2 separate regions of the Mus musculus genome follow, and region 1 is linked to region 2. The links are chromatin loops, found by intact Hi-C in ENCODE. Cell type or tissue: gastrocnemius. All regions are shown on one strand. Links, peaks and the distances in the headings refer to the core of each region. The heading gives the core; the rest is flanking DNA. Region 1 overlaps Mok (MOK protein kinase). Region 2 holds the start of Wdr20 (WD repeat domain 20).

What was found. Hi-C counts contacts between places; a loop is a spot of excess contacts. Peaks named below come from ENCODE experiments on the same cell type or tissue, not always from the same donor. Only the 100,000 strongest peaks of a DNase experiment are listed, where the experiment ranks them.
Region 1: it touches region 2 in a loop (2.1-fold over the local background); 5 of 42 quality-filtered maps call a loop at or near these places.

What each region holds. Positions count from the first base shown.
Region 1 is chr12:110,803,238-110,808,610 of GRCm38, forward strand. It overlaps Mok (MOK protein kinase), which reads right to left. Exons shown (of 12, transcript NM_011973.2): 11 at 4,968-5,168; 12 at 4,561-4,884. The coding sequence ends at 4,804. It also overlaps a transcript of Wdr20 not described here. Among named protein-coding and RNA genes, the nearest start is that of Mok, 35 kb to the right of the region's middle. In gastrocnemius, for the core only: a CTCF peak has its summit at 3,262 (motif pointing left); DNase peaks (open chromatin) are centred at 1,189, 3,258 and 4,730.
Region 2 is chr12:110,734,502-110,739,874 of GRCm38, forward strand. Wdr20 (WD repeat domain 20) reads left to right here and starts at 3,499. Exons shown (of 3, transcript NM_027149.4): 1 at 3,499-3,776. The coding sequence starts at 3,528. In gastrocnemius, for the core only: no CTCF peak of the experiment used is centred there; DNase peaks (open chromatin) are centred at 2,461 and 3,428; H3K4me3 peaks cover 2,508 bases; H3K27ac peaks cover 1,756 bases.

The DNA of each region.
Region 1 (5,373 bases), core at 309-5,308, 69 kb after region 2:
CGATCCAGGCACAGTACAATGCTCTGAGAATTAGCTAGGTGAACAGAGAGTGTGTTAAAGCCTGGCTTCCAGCCCTTGGAAAGGATGCTGGCTGGCAAGGGTGAGCTCCAGGGCTCTCTGCACTGCCCTGTGTCTTGCTGGAATAATGGAAACTGCTTTGTTCACAGGGCTTGTTGTCATCCCCAAACCAGGCCACTTCTCCAGGTGGGACTGTAGTGTAGCAGGTGCACTGCTGCTCCCAGGCTCCCCGGACACGCGTGGACCGAGGGAGTGACAGACGACAACGGAGCCATGAGCTGCGCTGGAGCCACAGGCAGGCGGCAGGCAGCAGCGGCCTGCAGGGCTGTGTGGAGCTGCTAAACCCAAAGAGTTGTTTCCATTTTTAAGTCAGTCTGTTGGGGCTGCAGTAAAAACTGAGAAATGGAGTTTTCTTGCTTTTTACTCTAAAATTCAATGTAACTAAATCCATATATATATATATATATATATATATATATATATATATATATATACACACACATATATACATAGTGTAAAGTAAAATGTTTCTTGAACAGAAACCTTAAATCAAGCTGTTCTAAATAGCACTTGGCTCTGGTTTTGCACTGATGTGTGTTATACGTTAGGTGGTCATTAGACAGCCTGGGATGCACTCATGGAGACAGCTGTCACCTCCAACTTAAACACGTGCTGCAGACAGACAGATGCTGCAATCATAGACTTAAAACATTGTTTGCACTTAAATAGTTTAATGCTAATAGAAATGACTTTGACTATGGGGTAACGGGCTCCCGGCCTCACGATACGAGAGGAGATGCCCTTTTTATCTGTTAACATTTATTTTAGTACTGTTGTTTCCGATGCAATCAAGTCTGTATTATATGTGTAAATAATGTAATTCTGAAATGGGGGTAAATAGTCACTCCCACTAGTAATTTTCATCATTTAAGAGTGATATTTCTAATTCACAAAAACATTAATATTAAAATTATCTTGAATATACTATTTGTTTATCCTTTTTTAAACTTAAATTGTATAGATCTTTTTGTTTTGGCCTCATTTCTTGGTTGGTATTGAAGTACTTCATTTTTTTGTGTATCACAGTCCTTGATCCTCCTGTCAGTCTGTTAAAAACGCGTCTTGTCGGAGAAGTCTTGGCTCTGGGCCAAGTCCACACACTATGGGGCTGCCCGGCATGGGGACTTTGGTGTAGGCACATGACCTTTTCTCATGGCTTAGAGTCCCCCTGCTGTCCTTGAAAGCTGAAACCACATACTGTGCGTTTCCACAGCCTCTGCCGCAGCACAGAACAGAGTTAGCTCGGACATCAGTCACATGGGGCTTCCGGAGGGTTGGCATCTGCTGGCATGTGTCTGCCTGCTCTGGTTGAATTCCTCGCTCACCTGGAGCTGCTGCCGGTGATAGAGACAATGCCCGGGTTTCCAAGCTGGGGGGGGGGGGGGCTTCCACAGCTTTTAAAGAATCATACACAGCGGGTTCCATGTAGGCTTTATGTGGGTGAGAGTAAGCCACAAGGTATCAAAACATTTCTCCAAATGAGCCCATTAAACTGGGGCCGTGGAAGGAAGGAGTGTGGGCTCTAGCTAGGCCGGATGAATTTGCCACAGGATGATGCTACTGCACAGTTCACAAAGCAAAGCCCAAGTTTGTCTTCATTCACCGTAGGTTCCTGGCTCCCAGGCTGGGGAAGCCGCTTCCTTCTGCTGCTGCCTGCAAGGCCCCTAGCCCTGCCTCCATCTTGGGAAGGTGCAGCATAGGACGCCAAGACTCACTTTCTTCTTTCCTGTTTGTTCTGTTGTGTTCTGTTTTGACAGGCCTTGGCTAGCCTGGAACTCACAGTGTAGCTTAGATTACTTCAAAATGAAAGCAGTCATGCTCCCTCGGCCATCCAAGTCTCAGTGCGTGGATTTCAGGCATACACCACCGTGCCTCATTCAAGAGGCACACTGCGTAGGGAGTTAGAACACTCGAGGGAGCTCTTTCCTCCTTTCCTACCATGCAGGTTCTGGTGATCAAGGTAGGTCATGAGGGTCGGTGGCATTGAGCCTGCTCACTATGTAAGTACAATTTATGAATCACATGCTCAGATCATATTAGAAGAAAGTGTTGGCACATTTTACAGTTTGGTGTTCCTGTCATCTTGGAACACTGATCTATCACACAGAGAAACTCAGCCCTATGAGTCCAAAACACCCACAAGAAAGTGATTAGGAACTGCCCTCGAAACCCAAGCCTGCAGCACAGAGCCTGGTGACCTCCCAGAGTGGCTCCCTCCTCGATGCCCCCATCTATAGGAAGTGACAGGAGGACACCAGGTGGACACCAGGGCAGCAAGTATTTGTGGGAAACTTGAGCCCCATTTGACGAGATGCTCAGTTGTACCCCACGGCTCTTGCTGACAACTCGGGGCCAACCTCCACCAGTCTGTGTCACAGGTCTGTGTTTGACCAGATGTGTCCCAGTTTACCTTAGATGACTCTGTGCCTGTAACAATCTTCTGGCTCTGTTTCTAAGATTAGTCCCTAGCCCCGAGGTCTAAGATGTCTTCCATATGGTTCTATAGCTGCCCTAACACCAGGGACACCCAGCATACAGCAGGTCCTGGAGCCATAGGAAGTAACAACAGCTCACTTACCTGGTACTGTAAGAGATGACAGATGCCACTCTGAAGTCTGAGGTAGAGGGAATGCTGCACCCTAGTGTCTACAGTCATGTTAGATACACGTCAGAGAATGGTGAGGCTTGTTGGCCTTTCCATTCAGAATGCTATGGTGACGATTCACAGAAGCTGCTGTGCTGGGCAGGTGTGCCAGACGCACAGGAGGCCGAGAAAGCCGAGAGGCTTGCTTTCCTCTCAGATCCTTGCAGCAGCCTTTCCAGGGGCAGGTACCCTAACCCTGTCCCCAGGCTCAGTCCAGCTTGCCAGCCACGCAGGTCCTCCTTTGGGCCGTTCTGTCAGGCCTGCTCTGCTAGCTCTCATCGTTGGGCCCTTTCTGTGCTGGCCTGCCTGTGAGCCTGGTTAATACTACTGGACTGAGACTCCTAAAACCAACAGCAAAGGCAGGACAGCCCTTCTCTGCAGACACTCTCCTCCATGCCAGGGTACACAAGACTGTCACATAAATGTAGAAGAGACCCTCCAGGCCCTGGCTCTGCCCATTCTAAGCCCCATCTCCAGTCTCAAGCCTGCCTGTGCTGGACACCCATACCCACAATGTTCCACGCCCATACTGCCCTCTGCTGTCCCACATTGTCCTGTGGTGTCACTGCCCCAACCCCCCCACCTGCCTGGTGGCCTGAAGCTTGGGTCAGTAGAGTCCTTAAGGAAGGGATCAGATTGAGACTCAATACTTCCCTGTGAAGTTTTGCTTTTTAAATGGTATAAATTTGAAAAGATAGAAAAGAAAAAAAGCATACTCAATTCCTTTGTTCCCCAGGACTGAGCAGAGGCTAGGCTACTGCTAAGACTGCTTACCCAGAGTGCATGGGGCCCCGGATTCCACATGGCAAAAGCAAAAACAAGCCCTAAGGAGCTTAGGGGGATCTTGTGCTCAAGTCCAGCTGTCTGATGGCTGCTTTTGCCCTGAGTCCACTCAGTGCTGTTTTTATAGTGTTTCCATCCCTTCCCTGTAGTAAAACAGGCAGGAGGAGAACACACACTGTGTGCTAGAGTGCACCCATGCGCATGTGCAGGAGTCCCAGGAGGACACCTAGTGTGCCATTAACTGTTTTCTGAGTCATTGATTCCCACGGGATAATCTCACTGAATCTGGAGCTTGCTGGGTTTTGGTTCAGCACGCTTTAGGGGCCAGAAAGCCCCCAGAGACCCTCCTGTCTTTCCCATTCTGTACTGTTCCCTTCCCCAGTGATGGGGTTATAGGGATGTTACACGGACTCTATGGAACCTGATTCAGGTCCTCAGATGCAGCAAGCATCTTACCTGCACACTATCTCCCTAGCCCAGTGTCTTTTTCCAGGGCACAAGGTGCCCCAACTTTCCTACTTGCTCCAAGCAACACTGGCAATCCAGTCAACTTGGTGGACATCCCTAAAGGAGCCTAGGCATTGGCAGCCAAGACAATGTGGCCACTTGAAGCTGGCACTCGGAGATCAGCCTGCCCATCTGCAGCTCAGGAAAGCAAACACAAAGGTGTGGCTCAACATATCTAAGTGAAGAATGTTTGGATGAGACACTGTGACAGTGCCTTATTCAGTGGGATTCTGTCTCCAACAGCATTCCTAGGAGGTACCACAGTCACAACACCTACAATACCTGCCAGTCCTGTCAGGAAACACTGAGGTACAACATGCACAACCGCCTCTCAACTAAGCCTACGTCCCTCATCACAGATTTTGGTCTATCTTTTATTTCTCTTTTTGAGGCAGGGATACTCACTGTATAGCCCAGGCCTCCTCCTCCTCTGCCTCCTGAGTGCTAGAATTACAGGCACGAGCTAGCTGCCATGCCCCATCATATCTGTTCTTTCATAGAAAGTCACCTCAGATCCTTACATTAAGAAAATGAAACAAACCCTTGCATAAGGTGGTTTTACAAATATATTAAACGGAAACATTCAGTGCAGCCGCTCTGGAGCTGCAAACACGCAAGGCTCCAGCTTGTGGAGAGAGACAGGCTGCAAGGCAGCATGTCCTGGCCACCACGCAGTGCGAGGAGCACCAGCATGGGGCAGCCTCTGGCCCATCCACTCTCAGCCGCAGAGGCCTACGCCTGCCATGGTGCCAGCCCTTGCTCTCCAAGAGGACGACTGGGTGGCGGGCCGTTCAGTATTCGCCCCCTTTCCTGTTGATCGTGGGCAGGTGATAGTGTTTCAGGTGAGGTTTGATGTCCTTCTGCGTGTCTGTCTGGTGAAGAAGAACCACAGACACTGAGTGGAGGCCAAGGCCAGACTGAGAGCAGCCCCACAGAGAAGCTAGAGACGTACTACCTTCTTGTTCACAGCAGCACACTTCAGGGGTCTCAGCACAGGGACTTTTCCATTTGCTCCAGTGCCCAGCACTGACCGCAGTGCAGGGCTGGAACATGATGACAGTTTGGTCATTCCCGACAGCCTCAGTTTGGGAAGCTCCATCAAGCTGGTCGGCCCCTGTCGTCTGGCATGGCCCTCCTCGTGCCGCAGGGACTGTTTCTTGAAACAGAACACTGATCAGTTGCCCGTCAGAAATCAGGTCAAGCAAAGGAAGCTCTTTGGCCTGATAAACTTGGGTGAGACTGTGGTGCACAGACAGCCCTGAATGTGGTGGCGGCTCCCCACAACCCACAAACAAAAGCAGGCCTCCCATGAAGCCTCTTGTATTGTACAGACCCTACCAAGCACGCCCTCAATGGAGCTT
Region 2 (5,373 bases), core at 107-5,106:
TTCTTCTTTCTTTTCTTCTTTCTTTCTTTCTTTCTTTCTTTTTCTTCTTTCTTTCTTTTCTTCTTTCTTTTCTTCTTTCTTTCTTTCTTCCTTCCTTTCTTTCCTTTCCTTCCTTCCTTTCTTTCCTTTCTTTCCTTCCTTCCTTTCCTTCCTTCCTTCTCTCTCTCTCTCTCTCTCTCTCTCTCTCTCCCTCTCTCTCTCTCTCTCTCTCTTTTTGAGACAGAGTTTCTCTGTGTAGCTCTGGCTGTCCTGGAACTCATTCTGCAGACCAGGCTGGCCTTGCACTCAGAAATTCACCTGCCTCTGCCTCCCAAGTGCTGGGATTAAAGGCTCAGCTTGCTTTCTTATAGAACCCAATACTATCAGCTCAGGGATGGTACCACCTACAAGGGGCCCTCCCCACTTGATCACTAATTGGGAAAATGCCCCACAGCTGGGTCTCATGGATGCATTTCCCCAACTGAAGCTCCTTTCTCTGTGATAACTCCATCCTGTGTCAAGCTGAAACACATAACCAGCCAGTACACCCAGGCTGGCCAGGCTGGTTTCTCAAGTGACTATAGGTCTTAGGGTTTTACTGCTGTGAAGAGACACCATGACCAAGGCAACTCTTATAGGGACAACATTAAATTGGGGCCGGTTTACAGGTTCAGAGGTTCAGTCCATTATCATCAAGGCAGGAGCATGGCAGCATCCAGGCAGGTATGGTGCAGGAGGAGCTGAGAGTTCTACATCTTCATCTGAAGGCTGCTAGCAGAAGACTGGCTTCCAGGCGACTAGGATGAGGGTCTTAAAGCTCACACTCACAGTGACACACCTACTCCAACAGGGCCACCCCGCCTAACAGTGCCACTCCCTGGGCCAAGTATGTGCAACCATCACACATGACTGAGGATGGTTTTGAACTCCTGACTCCATCCTTCGGCTCCCACCTCCCGAGCACTGCTATCACAGGTGTGATGCTTGGCTGGCTTTGGGTCCTCCATCCTCCTTTCTCAGTCTGTAGGAATGACAGCATCCCAGGAGGATGCTACCATGTCTGGCAAAGCAAAATGTTCAGTTTGTACAGGAACAAACAAACTCTAATATAAATATTTTTTAAGAATATTTATGTATGTAGCCGGGCATGGTGGTACACACCTTTAATCCTAGCACTCAGGAGGCAGAAGCAGGCAGATTTCTGAGTTCGAGGCTAACCTGGGCTACACAGAGAAACCCTGTCTTGAAAAACCAACCAACCAAACAAAAGAATATTTATATATGATGTATGTATGTCTGTATGTATATGAGTACACTGTCGCTGTCTTCAGACACACCAGAAGAGGGCATCAGATCCCATTACAGATGGTTGTGAGCCACCATGTGGTTGCTGGGAATTGAATTCAGGACCTCTGGTAGAGCAGCCAGTGCTCTTAACTGCTGAGCCATCTCTCCAGCTCCCAGTGTAAATCTTAAGGCATAGTGGTCTTTTACTTTTTTAAGACAAAGTTTCAGTATGTGGCCCTTTGTGGGCTGTGTAGTACTCAGGACAGCCTTAATGTCTATCTGTCTCGCCCTCCTAAATGCTGAAATTAAAGCATATGTCATCATACTCAGTAGTATATTGGTCTCATGGGAAATTTAATATTATGGTTGAAGGTCAATATACTTTTTTTTCAGTTTTTGCTGGCTGAGGTGTCCCCTCCCAAAGTATATTTTCCCCCATTAACTAGAAATTCAAACTGAATTCTTTTTAGATAATTCAGGCTGTTATTTATCCTTCAAGATGACCATTATAAACATGTTTTTGGTACAAAATAGCATAGCTATGGGAGCTTGGGATTATCCACTGAACACCCCCTAGTATTTTTAAGAGTTGTGATCCATATTTGCATTTTATGGAAAAGACAAATTTGCATTCATAGGAAAAGACAAATAACAACAAAATGAAATTTAAAGTGCATTCTAGGGATGTATTAAGAAGACTTTTAAAGTCAGGTGATGGTGGCACATGCCTTTGATCCAGAACTCAAAAAAACACCAAAAGAAAAAAAAAAAAACCACCAAAAAAAAAAAAAAAAAAGGATTTTAAAGCTGGGTGTGTGGTTCATGCCATTAAGCCCAGCACTTGGTAGTTAAAGACAGATGGATTTCTGAGTTGGAGCCTAATCTCTGGTTGAGTTCCAGGACAGCCAGGGCTATTTAGTGAAATACAGTATCAAAAACAAAAACAACAAAAAAAGGATTTACTGTAGTGCTTTTTTTTTTTTCTTTTGCCAGTTCTACAGGATGTTAGTCAAATGCCTTATTACATCACTGGCACAGTTTCTACTGTGTCTGTACTTGCTTCCCACTACATAAAATGGCTATGATTTATACTTCTTTAGAACACTCCCCCTTGTGTACAATTAATTTTTGTGAGGTTGGAGTCTCGGTCTGTGGGCTCGGGTAGCAGCCTCCCAGCTCCGGGCTCAGGCATTCCTTCTGTCTGGAAGCACAGGTGCCCACAGTGTACTGGGCTCGCTCTACAGACAGGATTTCTCAGGGATAGGTCATTCTTCGTGTAACATTTTCTCCGCTCTAGAATTCTATTTTAACGTTTATCACTTTAGAAGCCTTTGTATTCCAGTGCACACACCCAGAAATCGAAGCATCAAATGGTGACTGTTAGGTCCTACTTTAATGTGTGCGCTTGCCTTCACCTAATACTTTGTACAGGATATTCAGCACAACTCGATGGTTCTCCTGGCAAACAACTTCAGGTTCCGTTTGAGGCTTTAAGAAAATCAATTAGCTTAACCTTTATTAAGAGGCACAGGAGACAGAAGTTCCGACAGAACCTACTTTCTCAAGAACAAGCCAATGCTCACCAGGAAGGTTTCAGGTGAGACTTGAAAACACAAGTCCTGTACATTCATGCGGTTCTTCCCACCCCGCCTACAAAACCCAACCCAACCCAACCAAACCAAACCAAACCAAACCCTGAGCTGTAATAAAGCCCAATCCATCGATATCTTCTGTGAGACGTAGAGGGGCTTGTCACCAGGCATCGGTACCCCGCACCCAAGCGGACCGTCGGAGTCCTCCCTAGCTTCCCAGGGAGGATCGCGGACAGCTGGGACATACACGTCCAAACACCGGACTTCACTGCTCGCCTCAGGCTCTGCCGGGACCACCAGCTGGCCAAGGCCAACGCGGTGGCGTCTCTTAGGGATCGGGTCCCTCAGCGAAGCTGCAGAGCGAGACAGGAGCCCCGCACCAACGCTCAGCGCGCTCGCTTCGACCCGCACCAGGAGGGCGGCACCCAGGGGAGGAGCTTGCGCACGCCCCTCCGGGTGGAGCGCGCCAGGTGAGCGCGCGTGCGCAGTTGGACCATTAAAAACTAGCCCGCCCCCTTCGCTTCGGCCCGCCTTCGTGGGGGCTGGCTCGCCAGTGGGCGGGGCCGCGGAGAAGGGGGTGGGGAGTGGAGAAAGCGAGCGGCCGAGGACGGCGCCTGCGCGGTGGGCGTGATCCGGGCACTTAGGGCAGGATGAACGCTGCTTTCCAAGATGGCGACGGAGGGAGGAGGGAAGGAGATGAACGAGATTAAGACCCAATTCACCACCCGGGAAGGTCTGTACAAGCTGCTGCAGCACTCGGAGTACAGCCGGCCCAACCGGGTGCCCTTCAACTCGCAGGGATCCAACCCTGTCCGCGTCTCCTTCGTAAACCTCAACGACCAGTCTGGCAACGGCGACCGCCTCTGCTTCAATGTGGGCCGGGAGCTCTACTTCTATATCTACAAGGGGGTCCGCAAGGTACCGACCCGGGCGTCACCGGGGGCGCGCCGGCGGCGCGGGCCGAGGCCGGGAGCTGGGCGGTGACAGCGAGGCCGGGGTGACCGGTGGGGGCGGCCGGCACTTGTACTTTTGAGTGGGCCGGTAACTCCGCTGAGGTGCTCCGGAGGAGAGGGGGCTTCGGGAGTGAGGCGCCGGCGGCAGCGCTGCCTCCTAGGGGAGGAGGGGGCTCTGGAGCCGGGTCGCGGAGATGCCCCGGGAGTAGCCGGTCGCCTCCTCCCCCGGCGGGGTCTGTCAGGTTCCGATCCCGCCCGGGAGCGGGCCTGCGAGTCCCCGGAAGAGGTGCGGCGGCCGTTTTAGGTGGCCTCGCTTCCCGGGAGGCTCGAGAGTCCTGCCCTGGGTGAGAGAACCGGGACGCGAGGCGGCTTGGAAAGGTCCGTAAGGCGGAACCGGGACAGGGAGGCGGAGGACTTGGAGACTAGGTCAGAAAGGACCTGCTCGGCACGCAGGGCTACTCCACCTGCTGCCGCACTGACACTTCTCCTGGTGTCAGCACTGTTTCCAAAAACCTTTCCGGGAGGTCGCCTGTCATTGTCTCCGCGGAGGGAACCGTCTCCCGAAAGGTTTTTGAAGAGGGTCATTCTGTCCCTTGCAGTGTAAGAGGGCTGAGTACTCAAGACTAGGGAGGTTGGAATTATGTTTTCAAATAGGCTAAGTTGCTTCAGAGGTGTTGTGTGTGAGCGTGCCTAGATTTATCTTGTCTAACGAGTCAGGCTATGTCCCAAACAGGGAGGGATAGGCCTTAAATGCTACTTTAAAGTAACCAGCCAAGAACTTAACAGTAATTCTGTGACGCATGCAATCGAGTTTTAAAATGTCTCGTTAAAAGCAGCAATTTATTGGCGCTTTTATTTTATTTTATTTTTTTATTTTTTGGTCACTGGCAAGAATTGCTTATTTTAACTTTTGACCATTGAGAGAGTAAGGAAATGTATGCACTCCATAGCACCTCCAACGGAATGTGACAAGGTGATGGAAGATTCACTTATAAATGTTCAGTTAGTGGGAAAGTACGTTGTCCATATTGAAGAGGACGTGTTCCCAGGGATGGCTATATCCAAAGTCAGCTGCTGTTTATGTTGCACTGTACGGTTAGGAGGACAAGGGAAGGAATGATGGTGTGCAAACGTAAGCTTGTTTCTTTGGTCCAAGGTGAATCTTCTGACTTGTCTTTATTCTTGTCAGTGAACTCCCGAAGCGTTTGGAAATAGCTGGTTGACTCTCCTCTCTCGGGGTTGGGAAAGTATCCAGTGGTTTGAAGAGTAGGAACTGAAGTTTTAGTGCAGTTCCCAACCCTGTTACTGACTCACTGCTGGCTGACCTTGGATACCTGGGAAACTTTCCTTTGCACTTCTTTAAAAAGGGAGGCTGCAGTGCACATGTTATAATTCGTAATAGCTGTGATGGCCATTAGAGTCCTGACACACTCAGGAGATGTAAATTAGAGTTAAAGCAAGCATTGAGAGGAACTGCCGTCTCAACATTCCTGCTCTGACTGAAATACCAGATTTTTCTCTGGAAATAAATGTAAGCTTATATTATCAACACCTACATTTGG